Linked DNA regions of Homo sapiens: region 2 is linked to region 1. Evidence: read pairs that join two places in POLR2A ChIA-PET (ENCODE). Cell type or tissue: PC-3. All regions are shown on one strand. Each heading gives the region's core, and the rest is flanking DNA. Links, peaks and the distances in the headings are about the cores only.

Region 1 (6,116 bases), core at 498-5,497:
CCTGACCTCAGGTGATCAGCCTGACTTGGCCTCCCAAAGTGCTAGGATTACAGGTGTGAGCCACCATGGCTGGCATGTTCCTCTTATTCTGCTACATTGAATTTGTTATAGTTCCCAATACGTATCATGCTATTTAATGTCTCTGTACCTTTGAAAATGCTGTTTTCTTTCCTGGCATTTTTTTCTCCTCTCCTTCTAGTTTTACCACTTCTTTTATATTTTGTAAGAATTTGTTTAGGCCATGTGTAGTGACGCATGCCTATAATTTCAGCACTTTGGGAGGCAAAGGGGGATGGATCACTTGAGTTCAGGAATTGGAGACCAGCCTGGGCAACATGGCGAGACCCCAAATCCCATCTCTACAAAAAATACAAAAATTAGCAGGGTGTGGTGGCGCATGCCTGTATTCTCAGCTACTCGGGAGGCTCAGGTTGGGGGAGGATCACCTGAGCCTGGGGAGGTCGAGGCTGCATTGAGCCAAGATTGCGCCACTTCACTCCAGCCTGAGCGACAGAGCAAAACCTTGTCTCCAAAAAAATTTGTTTAAATGCCACCATCCACAAGGAGCCCTCCCTTAAGTGCCTTCCCCTGTTTTCTTCTAGTGCCATGATTATATTTATATCATACTGCTTCTTAATCTGCAATGTGAATTTTGGGCTGCTTCAAATAACTAATATTTTTGAGCACCTACAATGTTATGCACCATGCTAACTCTAACTCATAAAATAGTAATCAAAAAAGACATAGTTCTTGCCCTCATACAGCTCAGAGACTGTAGGGAGGACAGATATTAAGAACATAATTATAAGTACTCCAAAGAAGAGATATAAATTATATATAGGTATTAGCAGGAGGATCTAGGGGATCAATAATCTGTTTTTTTTTTTTTTTTTTTTTTTTTGAGACGGAGTTTTGCTCTTGTTGCCCAGGCTGGAGTGCAATGGCGCGATCTCGGCTCACACTGCAACCTCTGCCTCCCGGGTTCAAGCGATTCTCCTGCCTCAGCCTCTCAAGTAGCTGGGATTACAGGCATGCGCCAACCGCGCCCAGCTAAATTTGTATTTTTAGTAGAGATGGGCTTCTCTATGTTGGTTAGGCTGGTCTCAAACTCCTGACCTCAGGTGATCCTCCTGCCTCGGCCTCCCAAAGTGCTGGGACTACAGGTGTGAGCCACCACGCCTGGCCAGGGTCAAGAATCTTTAGGCTCAGACATTTCTGTCTCCCCAGTAGACCACGAGCAGCTTGCATTCAGGGAGGAGACTATGTTGGTCCTAATGGGAAGCTACGGGGGAAGATAAAATGAAAGAGTACACAAAGAAAGAGGAATACTCAGGACCCAGGAAACAGGAGACCAGCACAGGTGAGAGGTAGAGAGAAGTCCCAGGACAGCAGCTGTGTGTGACAGAGAAAGCCACAAGTCCTGATTGGTAGAAGAGGTAGAAGACTCCTGAATGGCTGTCTCCAAGGAGAGATAATTGATAGAATACATAACATGTTTGAAAAACATGTTGAGTAAAGACTTACATTTCTAGAATACAGTATACGGTAAATTAATATAAGATAGAAAACTAAGCAAATAACAAAAATATTAAGCTGCGCACAGTGGCTCACACCTGTAATCTCAACACTTTGGGAGGTTGAGGCAGGAGGATCACTTCAACCCAGAAGTTCAAGACCAGCTTGGGCAACACAGCAAGACCTCATCTCTACTAAAAATAGAAAAATAAGGCGGGGCTCAGTGACTCAAGCCTGTAATCCCAGCACTCTGGGAGGCTGAGGTGGGCAGATCACGAGGTCAGGAGATCGAGACCATCCTGGCTAACACGGGTGAAACTCTGTCTCTACTAAAAATACAAAAAATTAGCTGGCATGGTGGTGGGCACCTGTAGTCCCAGCTACTCGGGAGGCTGAGGCAGGAGAATGGCGTGAACCCAGGAGGCGGAGCTTGCAGTGAGCCGAGATTGCGCCAGTGCACTCCATCCTGGGCGACAGAGCGAGACTCTGTCTCAAAAAAAAAAAAAAAGAAAAAAAGAAAAAAGAAAAATTAGCTGAATGTGGTTGCACGCACTTGTTGTCTCAGCTACTCAGGAGGCTGAGACTGGAGGATCACTTGAGCCTAGGAGTTTGAGATTACAGTGAGCTATGATCACATCACTGCACTCCAGCCTGGATGACAGAGTGAGACCCTGTTTTAAAAAATAAAAAATAAAAAAAGCAGATTCTCCTCTTCATGATAGGAAGTTGATAGATGTGTAAAACTGAAAACTTTTTCAGGAAACTGCTGAAGGAATGGCAAGCAGAAAAAAAAAAAACTTTAAAAAATAGCAGTATTAGCAAGGATAGAAATGGCTGTAAATACCAAAAGAAACCGAAAAAAGTGTTGAAAGTCTTTGGAAACAAGAATTGGGGGGATGGGGAGGAGTATGGAATTACTAGATTACTGTTTTAATACTAAACTATGCAGAACTATGTATTTTTTTTTTTTTTTTTGAGATGGAGTCTTGCTGAGTGCAGTGGCACGATCTCGGCTCACTGCAAGCTCTGCCTCCCGGGTTCACGCCATTCTCCTGCCTCAACCTCCCAAGTAGCTGGGACTACAGGCGCCCGCCACCACGCCTGGCTAATTTTTTGTATTTTTAGTAGAGATGGGGTTTCACCATGTTAGCCAGGATGGTCTCGATCTCCTGACCTCGTGATCTGCCCTCCTTGGCCTCCCAAAGTGCTGAGATTACAGGCGTCAGCCACTGTGCCCGGCCAGAACCATTTAATTTTTTAAACTATGAATATGTAAATAGATAAAGACATTACATTAAAATTTTCTGTGTCAACTGTAAAGTGACTGATAAAGGCTCACTATTATTAATAATATTAACAATAATAAGTTGTTTCTTCAGTTAGTTTCGTACAATGTTCTGGTACAAGGTAATGAGATCACACATCAATATCTGGAACACAGCTTGGCATACAGTAAATGCTCAGTAAATAATTCTTTCTTTCTTCCAGTATCTTTAAATAAAAATACCTAAAAACTTCCTTCATGTTAAAACACATTAAAAGCAATAAAGCATTAAAAATTTCCTGCCAATAAAATGTAGATTTACATTTATTTTGTGTTTGAAAATTGCTTTTAAATAAATAAAACAGAAAACAGTGAGCCATTTTGATTTTTTTAATCTACTAACAATGTTTTGTGAGGGAATTATTGTAATTTAAATTAGGTTATTTTTAAGAACAATAATTTAATACTAAAAAATTATGTTTTGTGGCTAAAAAATGGAAATAAAATAACTTACAATTGACTTAAATTGCGTCATGTTTTTCCAAACCAATATGATGGTTACCAAATCAGAAGGAAAAACATGTTAATCATAGTGTAAGCTTTTTTCCTAATATGGTATAAACAATTTTAAAGTTCTTACTGTATGACGTCTCAGGGTGTGTATTTACTTAACTCTCAGAGGAAGATTAGTAACATATCATGTGCCTCTTTTTCTCTTTTTTTAAACCAGTGTTGCTATCTGGGCTTTATTTGGAGCCTTGAAAAGTCCAGGCTCCTTACATTATAATTAGGCAATGATGTAATCTGATCTGGATTTGTATCTGAGGTAATCACAGGCAGTTTCACAGTGATGTTTGCCTTGAGTTTTGTGCTTCAGGAGTAAATTTTCATGGAAAAGAAGAATTTTCTAGAAATTCTGTTTTAAATATCTTTTGTGAATTTCACAGATGTTCTCAAACAATGTAGTATTACTTGTTCCATAAACCCATGTTCTCCAATTCGATATCAACTATCAATATCATCTACCAAGGTCAGCCACCTATGAAGGATAAGTGGTTCTTAGAAGGTTCCTAATGTTCAATCTGCTCTCATTTGCAATCTATAATTCTTCATTCACATCTTCACACATTCTGAATGTTAATATTGCATAGCCTCTTAGAATGCAAATGGCAAAAACATACAAATGATGATGGTCATTCACTACCTAACCCTTTCCCCTCAATAACTGCCTGGTATCAGGAAAAGGGAGCTTTAATGGGGAAAGAAGAAGGATAAGGAGTGTTTGTGTGCTACTGATGGTTGGTGGCTATTGAAAGCCTGAGTTCAGAATGGGAGGCTGTGTACATATGAGAAAGGGGGAAGAAAGATGAGGAAAGGAATGATGTTGGTCCCTAAGATAAAGATTAAGAGGGTATGTTAATTGGAATATTGGGACAGATGAGAAGGTTAAATCCTGTTTTATTTATTTACTTGTTTGCTTATTTATTTATTTGAGATGGAGCCTCGGTATGTTGCCCAGGCTGGAGTGCAGTGGTGCGATCTCAGCTCACTGCAACCTCCGCCTGCCGGGTTCAAATGATTCTCCTGCCTCAGCCTCCCAAGTAGCCGAGACTACAGGTGCACACCACTACGCCCCGACTCTTTTTTTTATTTTTATTTTTAGTAGAGATGGGGCTTCACCGTGTTGGCCAGGCTGGTCTCGAATTCTGACTTCAGGTGATCATCCCGCCTCGGCCTCCCGAAGTGCTGGGATTACAGGTGTGGGCCACAGCGCCTGGCCAGGATTTAGTTTTTCATACAAATCTGTTTCAAAGATTCTTCCAACATTTCCTGTAAGTTGCCGAGGTTGTGGGAGAACCTGAAAGTAGCTTCTGACTTCTATGTAATTCAAAGGGCCTAATTATGCATTCTATGCTGTAGCTTTAATTATACCTGTTAAAGTATACCCCTGGCTGACAGATAGAATGGACTCCTCATGGCTGAGGTGCTCAAAAACAGAACTATGCAGCCATAGCTGGACGAGGAAGCAGTCACATATTCTGTTCTCAGAAAGATGTAGAAGTATCACTGGATCTCCCTTTCTGCAATCAAGCCTGTGACGTCTGAGTTTGGGCTTGGAAAACGACCAATCAGAGCTCACCTACCGCAGCCAATCAGAAACCAGCCATATTGACCGATCAGAACTTAGCTGCACCAACCAATCAGAACTAAGCAAGTTTGAATCCTTTATTTGCCGGAAGCTGGGCAGGAACTTGAACCCTCTCTTTGTTTAACGAAATGCACCTTCATTTTGCACCAAAGGCTGTATCTCCCAGTTTGCAAACTGTTCACTGGAATAAAGTCTCTTTCTTCCAAATTCCTTTTCAGAGAACTTTTGTTCACATAAGAAAAAATTAATTTTAAAATTGTCTTCCTCATTAAAAATTGGTTCAGCTAAGGCTTTATATGAAAATAGTGTTCTTTTCCATTGAATACAATTTTGTTGGCTGGGCGCGGTGGCTTACACCTGTAATCCTAGCACTTTGGGAGGCCAGGGCAGGTGGATCACCTGAAGTCGGGAGTTCGAGACCAGTCTGAACAACATGGATTAAACCCCGTGTCCACTAAAAATACAAAATTAGCTGGGCGTGGTGGCGCATGCCTGTAATCCCAGCTACTCCGGAGGCTGAGGCAGGAGAATCGCTTGAACCCGAGTGGCAGGGGTTGAGGTGAGCCCAGCCTGGGTGATAAGAGCGAAACTCCATCTCAAAAAAAAAAAAAATTGCTTAATTTCTGTTTTCATGCCTGTGGGTATTTGCCCTGCAACACTGCAGCAGTTTTCAAAACCAAAGTTTCTGAACTCCTTGAGGAATTCTAAAAACTCCCTGAAACGTTTTATTGCCATGTCTCTATGCTTTTATTTCGTATTAATTATGGAACACGTTTGCTAAGTCACTTCCTGAGCATAGGCAGCTCCTCTCACTCTGCTCAGGTCAGTGAGTTAGTTGATATGTGTGCAGATGCCTCAGGTACAGGCTGCAGGGATGGCTCCCGGCAGGGAAGAACTGCCCTTCCTCCACGAGTCCCAGCACTGCCCTACATTGAGGCCTTCCTCTCTCCACTGTTTCTGCTGCTGCATTTGCCCCCACCAGTCTAGGCTTAGGTGCAGGCCTACCCACCTTGGAGCCCTATGGTGCCCAGGATGGTCCCAAGGCATGTTACCAGGCCAGGTCACCAGGATGCCGGGTTGCTTGATGACTTCCATGCTGCTGTTGAGCATGCTCCATCGTCCTATCATATTAAGCTAAAAACACAAGATCAAAGATAAAATTGTTAATTATTCCAAGATAGTGTAGGT
Region 2 (6,116 bases), core at 492-5,491, 930 kb before region 1:
TAGTTGTGTGTGTAAATATATGGTGTGTGTGTACATGTATTTCTGTAAAAATAAATAGTTACCCACAAGATGTTGAAACTGAAGGCTTTAACTTTAAATACTTGCCCTGGAAACACTTCTTGGGACCCATTAGGCCCTGGGCTGAGCCTTGACATGGTCACTCCCTTTGAGGAATGACTGAGGAAGGCAGATATACATGAAACTACAGAATGATCCTTGCAATGGCAGAGGGATGTTCAAGACTCTATGTTAGCACAAAGGGGAAACACTTATCCTAATGCAATATTGGGAAGGCTTTCTGGAGTGGGGGATGCCTCAACTGAGTCTTGAAAAAATGACAGCGAGGATGAGGACTGAAGGTTTGCGGTAGTAAGTCATAAACAGAAGAAAAGAGCATAATGAACTGACAACAGAATTGTGTGAGCAGGGAACTATAAAACTATTCAGCGAATCTGGAATATGACATGCTGAAAAGGTGACTGGTGATGAGGCTGGAAGGAAAGGCAGTGACTAGAGTATAAGGACCATATGCGCCTTGTTTTGAAGACAGCTCTGTCATTTGCAACCAGTCACATCTGATCTTAAGATTGTTTGATCTAGCTGTACTATAAAAGATTTAAGTGGGTCAACAATGGAAGCCGATTGTTGACTTAGAAGGTTAATGCAAACAAGCAAGGAAGAAGGTGTCAACTAGAGAAACAGCAGCAGGGAAGGAGAGGAGGGATGCAGTTTGTGATTACTTAGGTGATAACACAGAATTTGATGATTGATTGGCCATGGGAGAAGGGGTAAAAGAATTGAGACTGACTCCCAGCTTTCAGGCACATGTGACTGGGAACATGTTGGTATTTCTGAGTCAGGGAATGATGAGGTTTGAGTAGGAACATTCAGTAAATGAAAACTGTAAGTTCAGATACTTAAGTTGTTTGGTTTGAGATATCTCTCAGATGGTCAGATAAAAATATCCAGCAGGTACTTAGATACTTAGCTCACAATAGCCAGGAATAATATACAGCTATCAGTTTGGATACATGAATTGAAGGCTAGAAGAGATTTTAGGACAGGAATGAAAGAAAAAAGCTATTTTGGGAGGCCGAAAAATATGAATGGTAGTGAAAAAGAAAACATTATAAGACACAAGGTTGCCAAAAGAGAAAGCATTTAGAATGAGAATAATGGACTGATACCATCTGGCGCACCTCAGTACCACTGAGACCACTGAGGTACATACAGAGGAAATGGTGCCCTTGAGGGGAAAAGGAGGGAAGGATTGGAAAGGAAGCAAGAGAGCCAGTAGAAATTGATGTCTTTTACAAGGAGGGTATAGTCCACAGTAGCAAAAGTTTCAGAGATGTCAGTAAGGAAGTTGAATCCATAGCCTTCCGCACTAGGAAGACTGGCCGCATAGCACATATCTTTAATTGTTGTGACTACTTATCCATGCTTGGCAAATCCCCCTGGTTTCTCGGGATCATTCAAGGTGGGGCAGGGGAGGAGGATGCAGTTTAGAGATAGCTAGTAAGGAATTAAAATGGCCAAAGTACAGGGCAAGTGGAGTGATCTAGGGTATCTGGAGATTCTAGTAGGGGAGCACAATTCCTCATATATACACTGCACAAAACAGTCCTCCCTTATTTGTGAGGGTTACCCAAAAAAAGATAGGGATGGAGCAGTCAGAGAACAGACTAGTTGTTCTCTAGTGAGAACAGCTCACTAGTCTCTAGACTAGTGAACACATTACCTAGCTGTAACCTATCTCAGCTTGGGCTGTCATAACAACATATCATAGGATGCATGCCAAAACAGTAGAAATTTATTTTCTCATGGTTCTGGAAGCTGTAAGTGCAAGATCAGGGTGCCAGCATGGTTGGGTTCTGGTAAGAGCCCTTCTTCTGGATCACAGACAGTTCTTTCTCACTGCCTTCACAAATCAGAGAGAGATCTCTCTATTGTCTCCCTTTCCCTTCTTATAAGGCCGCAGTGTTATCAGATTAGGACTCCACCCTTATGACCTCCCTTAATCTTATTAACTTTTTATAGGCCCTGTCTCCAAATACAGTTACATTGGAGGTTTGAGTTCAACATACAACCATTAGGAAAACACAATTCAGTCCATAGCATAGCCATTTGGATCCTTGAGTTCAACATACAACCATTAGGAAAACACAATTCAGTCCATAGCATAGCCATTTAGATCCTTGATAGAAAGGGAACAGATGCCCCAGCCAAATCAGCCTAGTGACCTATTATTTGAGTAAGAGAAAGCACATGAGGTCAGAAACATGAAAGACTCCTGTAGTTCCTCTTCACTTGCGTCTGCTCCATTCAGTCTGTTTTCTGCTCTTTCTGCTTTGCCAAGAAATAATACTCTGAAATCAATAAAGAAGGTATATATATAGAGAGAGACATAGTATCACTCTGTCACCAGGCTGCAATGAAGTGGGGTGATCTCAGCTCACTGTAACCTCCACCTCCTGGGTTCAAGTGATTCCCTTGCCTCAGCCTCCCAAGTAGCTGGGACTACAGGCACGCACCACCACCCCTGGCTGATTTTTTGTATTTTAGTAGAGGCAGGGTTTCACCATGTTGGTCAGGATGATCTCCATCTCCTGAGCTTGTGATCTGCCCACCTTGGCCTCCCAAAGTGCTGGGATTACAGGCGTGAGCCACCGCACCTGGCCAGAAGGTATCCTTTTAAATTGTATTATTTTCCCAACAAAGAAAGGGTATATATCTTCTCCTTCCTTCAAACAAAAGAGAGATTCATTTTCCTGTTGGAGATGTCACACTTTTTTTCTTGATAACAGCCTGGACCTTGAGCCCTCTTCCCATTGAGTAAGTCTAATTGTAAGATATGGGTTGTATAAAAGAAAGATTCCTAGAATCAGGAAACCCAGATTCTAGGCTCAGTTCTAATGTAAATTGTCTGCAACACCTCGGCCAAGATATTTAAATCTTGGAGCTTTTTTCCTCAACTTCAAAGTGATTGGGTTGAATTCAGTGATCTTAAACTTTATTCCATTCCTAACATTATATAATTTTAACAACACGAAAAGCTTCTAAAGTTCAAAACACTCAGTTTTCATAGCTCCAACTTTGGATTTCCTATCAGAGTTTTATGTACCATTTGTGATTTTCCCACGAGAAGAAATAGAAACATATTGTGATGTTATGGTTCTTAGTGCATTCTCTAAATGGAACAAAAACACAGTTTCCCTTGTAATTTTGAATTAGCGGAGAAAGTTGCAGTGCAGTAACTGTAAACCCAAGCAAAACCACTAGAGGGCAGGACAGCAACACAGATTCTTTGGTTCCTTGGGATTTGAGCACCTGTAGACAAGAATCTCTGGAACCTCTGAGCACAAGCAGTATTATGGGGTGTTACCGCAAACGCAGACTACATAACTTTACAAAAATCAATGCAACCGATAATTATTTAAAGCCAGTGTAATAAATGCTATAAACATTTTGACAGTCTAGAAACAAGGTAAATACATGAATGTAAACTCAAATAACTAATTGACTTTCTCTTTTCATCCAGATGTCTGATTGTAAAACACAAGACAGCTATATTCTGTTTCCTTTGAAGGAATATCTCCTCATGGAGAGGCCCTGAGCGGGGTGACTGTGTTCTCCACCTGTGAGAGCTTCCTTGCCCCTCGGGCCTACATGCCTGCCTTTTGATTGATCCCACGGGGCAGATGAACACATAGGCTGACCAGTCACCTATGAGGCAGCTTGAAGAGTTCTCTACAAACACGGCCAAGGATGACAGCTACACCGATAAGATTATCTCATTATTAAAGTTAAATTTAGAAGTATGGAGAGAATTAGTCATTTAATTGCAGGAAGAAATACGTAAAAAGAAGAGAAAGAGTGATGATCTCTTATTCCTTCTGAAGGACCAACAGAAAGGCCCATCTTTAGATCCGGGTTGAATCTTGAATCTCCCATTTCCAAACTACAGTTTCTATTCTTCCCTAGAGGCTGTTCTTAGCTTCCTTTGAGACTTTTCTCTCCTTCTCTTCCGCCATCCCTCCCTCTCCTTCCCTCTTCCTTCCTCCTCTCCCTCTTCCTCCTCATCTCCCGCTCCTCCCTCTACCCCTCCTCTACCTGTTTTTGCACATAGATCTTTGCAATTGCCTGAGTTAGGTCAATCAAGTTCTTCTCTATTCCCCATGAAAAGGAACTTAAAAAGCATACCATAGTTAATAATAATGTATCATATAATCAAAATTTGCTGAGAGGGATCTCAAGTAATTTCACCACAAAAAAAAGATAAGTATGTGAAGTGATAGATATGTTAAATTAGCTTGACTGTAGTAATCACTTCACAAAGCATGTGTCTATTGAAACATCACAGTGAATACCTTAAATATATACAATTTTTATTTGTCAGTCATACCACAATAGATCTGGGAGAACAAAACACACCTATGCTAATTGCTATGCCATTGCTAACCAATTTTCTCTTTTTAATTTATTTTTAATCAACAAGTAAGAATTGTATATATTTATGGTATACAATATGTTTTGATATATGTATACACTGTGAAGTGGCTAAATCAAGTTACTTAATACATGTGTTGCCTCACATTCTTAACATTTTTTTGTGATGAAAATAATTAAAATCTACTCTCTTGGCAATTTTCAAGTATGCAATATATTGTTTTTATTGTAATCATTATGATGTGCACAGATCTCTTGCTTGAACTTATTGCTAACCAGTATTTTTGCACATGGTACTTAATGCATTATTATATTGCAGTTGTGTGAGCATATCCTTGAACTGCCATGGAGTCAAATTATAATTTTATTACATGCCTACTAAGAAAAACTACAATTAAAAGCACACCTTTTAAAATTCTAAATAGACTTTTTTTTTTTTTTTTTTTTTTGAGACAGAGTCTGTCTCTGTTACCCAGGCGGGAGTGCAGTTGCGTGATCTTGGCTCACTGCAACCTCTGTCTCTCAGGTTCAAGTGATTCTTGTGCCTCCGCCTCCCAAGTAGCCGGGAGTACAGGCATGTGCCACCACACCTGGCTAATTTGTGTATTTTTAGTAGAGATGAGGTTTTGTCATGTTGCCCAGGCTGGTCTTGAACTCCTGGCCTCAAGTGATCCACCCACTTCAGCCTCCCAAAGTGCCCTCAGTTCACAGGAATGAGTTACTGCACAAGGCCAATTATTCTTATTTTTTATAAAAAGGAAATATAGTTTTATAAAAATACTTCAAGAGATGAAGTAGTTTGACATTTAAAATTCTGAACAGCAGGCTGGGTTAGGGTGTACAAAATTTCAAGCCCAGTCTAGTCACTGGGGCATATTTCTTCTGCTTCAGAAGTGTCATTTAGTATACAAAGACTGCAGCCCCAAGGAGTTTCTCACTTTTAGATTACTTCACACTCAAATTCAAGCAATGAATCAAAATTATCATGTAAATATTAGCACCAGTTTATGGCTCTAGCACCTTCTGTTCCAGGTAAGCGGATCTCAGCTGTGACTGTCTGCACTCACCTCTCTCTCCAGATGTCAGGGTGGCAGTTTATCCCTCAACCTTGGTTCGCTTATAGACCAAGAAAAGTCACTGGTTTTCAATTTGTTCAGCTTCTTCTTGTAGTAAAGGTGAGAGTGATGAGTTCTGAGCTCTTTACTGCTGAAACTAAAACTAGAATCTCAAAAATGATATACTGAGCACTTACTACATGCCTGGCACCATGCAAAATATTTTATAAGCTTCTATCCCTTTATTTTCTCAATAACACTGTGGCTCTCTGCTGCAATCCCCCATACTGTCACAATGCCTCTTATATTGCAGTCATCTTCAGACCCCTAGGTGATTCCTCCTCAGTATGTGAAGATTTTAGTTCCTTATTCACTTGTTACTCCTCTCATAACTTTTAGAAATTTCAAAATCATGTAGATGACTCTTCCAATACCCCAGCCTCTTAATTCATTGACCACCTTCCTCTCCTCAGTAAATCATGTCCTTCATCCTGGCTCAACCCCCAATTCCATGGTCATACCAATGGCATTGGTCACTACAAATAACTGAATCCCTTCATAATCTCAATTTTAAACATATCACCTTCTGACTACCACCTCGTATATCTCCAG

Evidence for each region. Peaks named below come from ENCODE experiments on the same cell type or tissue, not always from the same donor. Only the 100,000 strongest peaks of a DNase experiment are listed, where the experiment ranks them.
Region 2: POLR2A ChIA-PET joins it to region 1 with 9 read pairs; 1 of 35 experiments calls an interaction of 5 or more read pairs at or near these places.

The regions. Positions count from the first base shown.
Region 1 is chr6:57,239,216-57,245,331 of GRCh38, forward strand. It overlaps a transcript of PRIM2 not described here. Among named protein-coding and RNA genes, the nearest start is that of RAB23, 20 kb to the left of the region's middle. In PC-3, for the core only: no CTCF peak of the experiment used is centred there; a DNase peak (open chromatin) is centred at 3,506; H3K27ac peaks cover 1,098 bases.
Region 2 is chr6:56,311,602-56,317,717 of GRCh38, forward strand. It overlaps a transcript of COL21A1 not described here. Among named protein-coding and RNA genes, the nearest start is that of COL21A1, 67 kb to the left of the region's middle. In PC-3, for the core only: a CTCF peak has its summit at 3,284 (motif pointing right); a DNase peak (open chromatin) is centred at 3,310; H3K4me3 peaks cover 462 bases.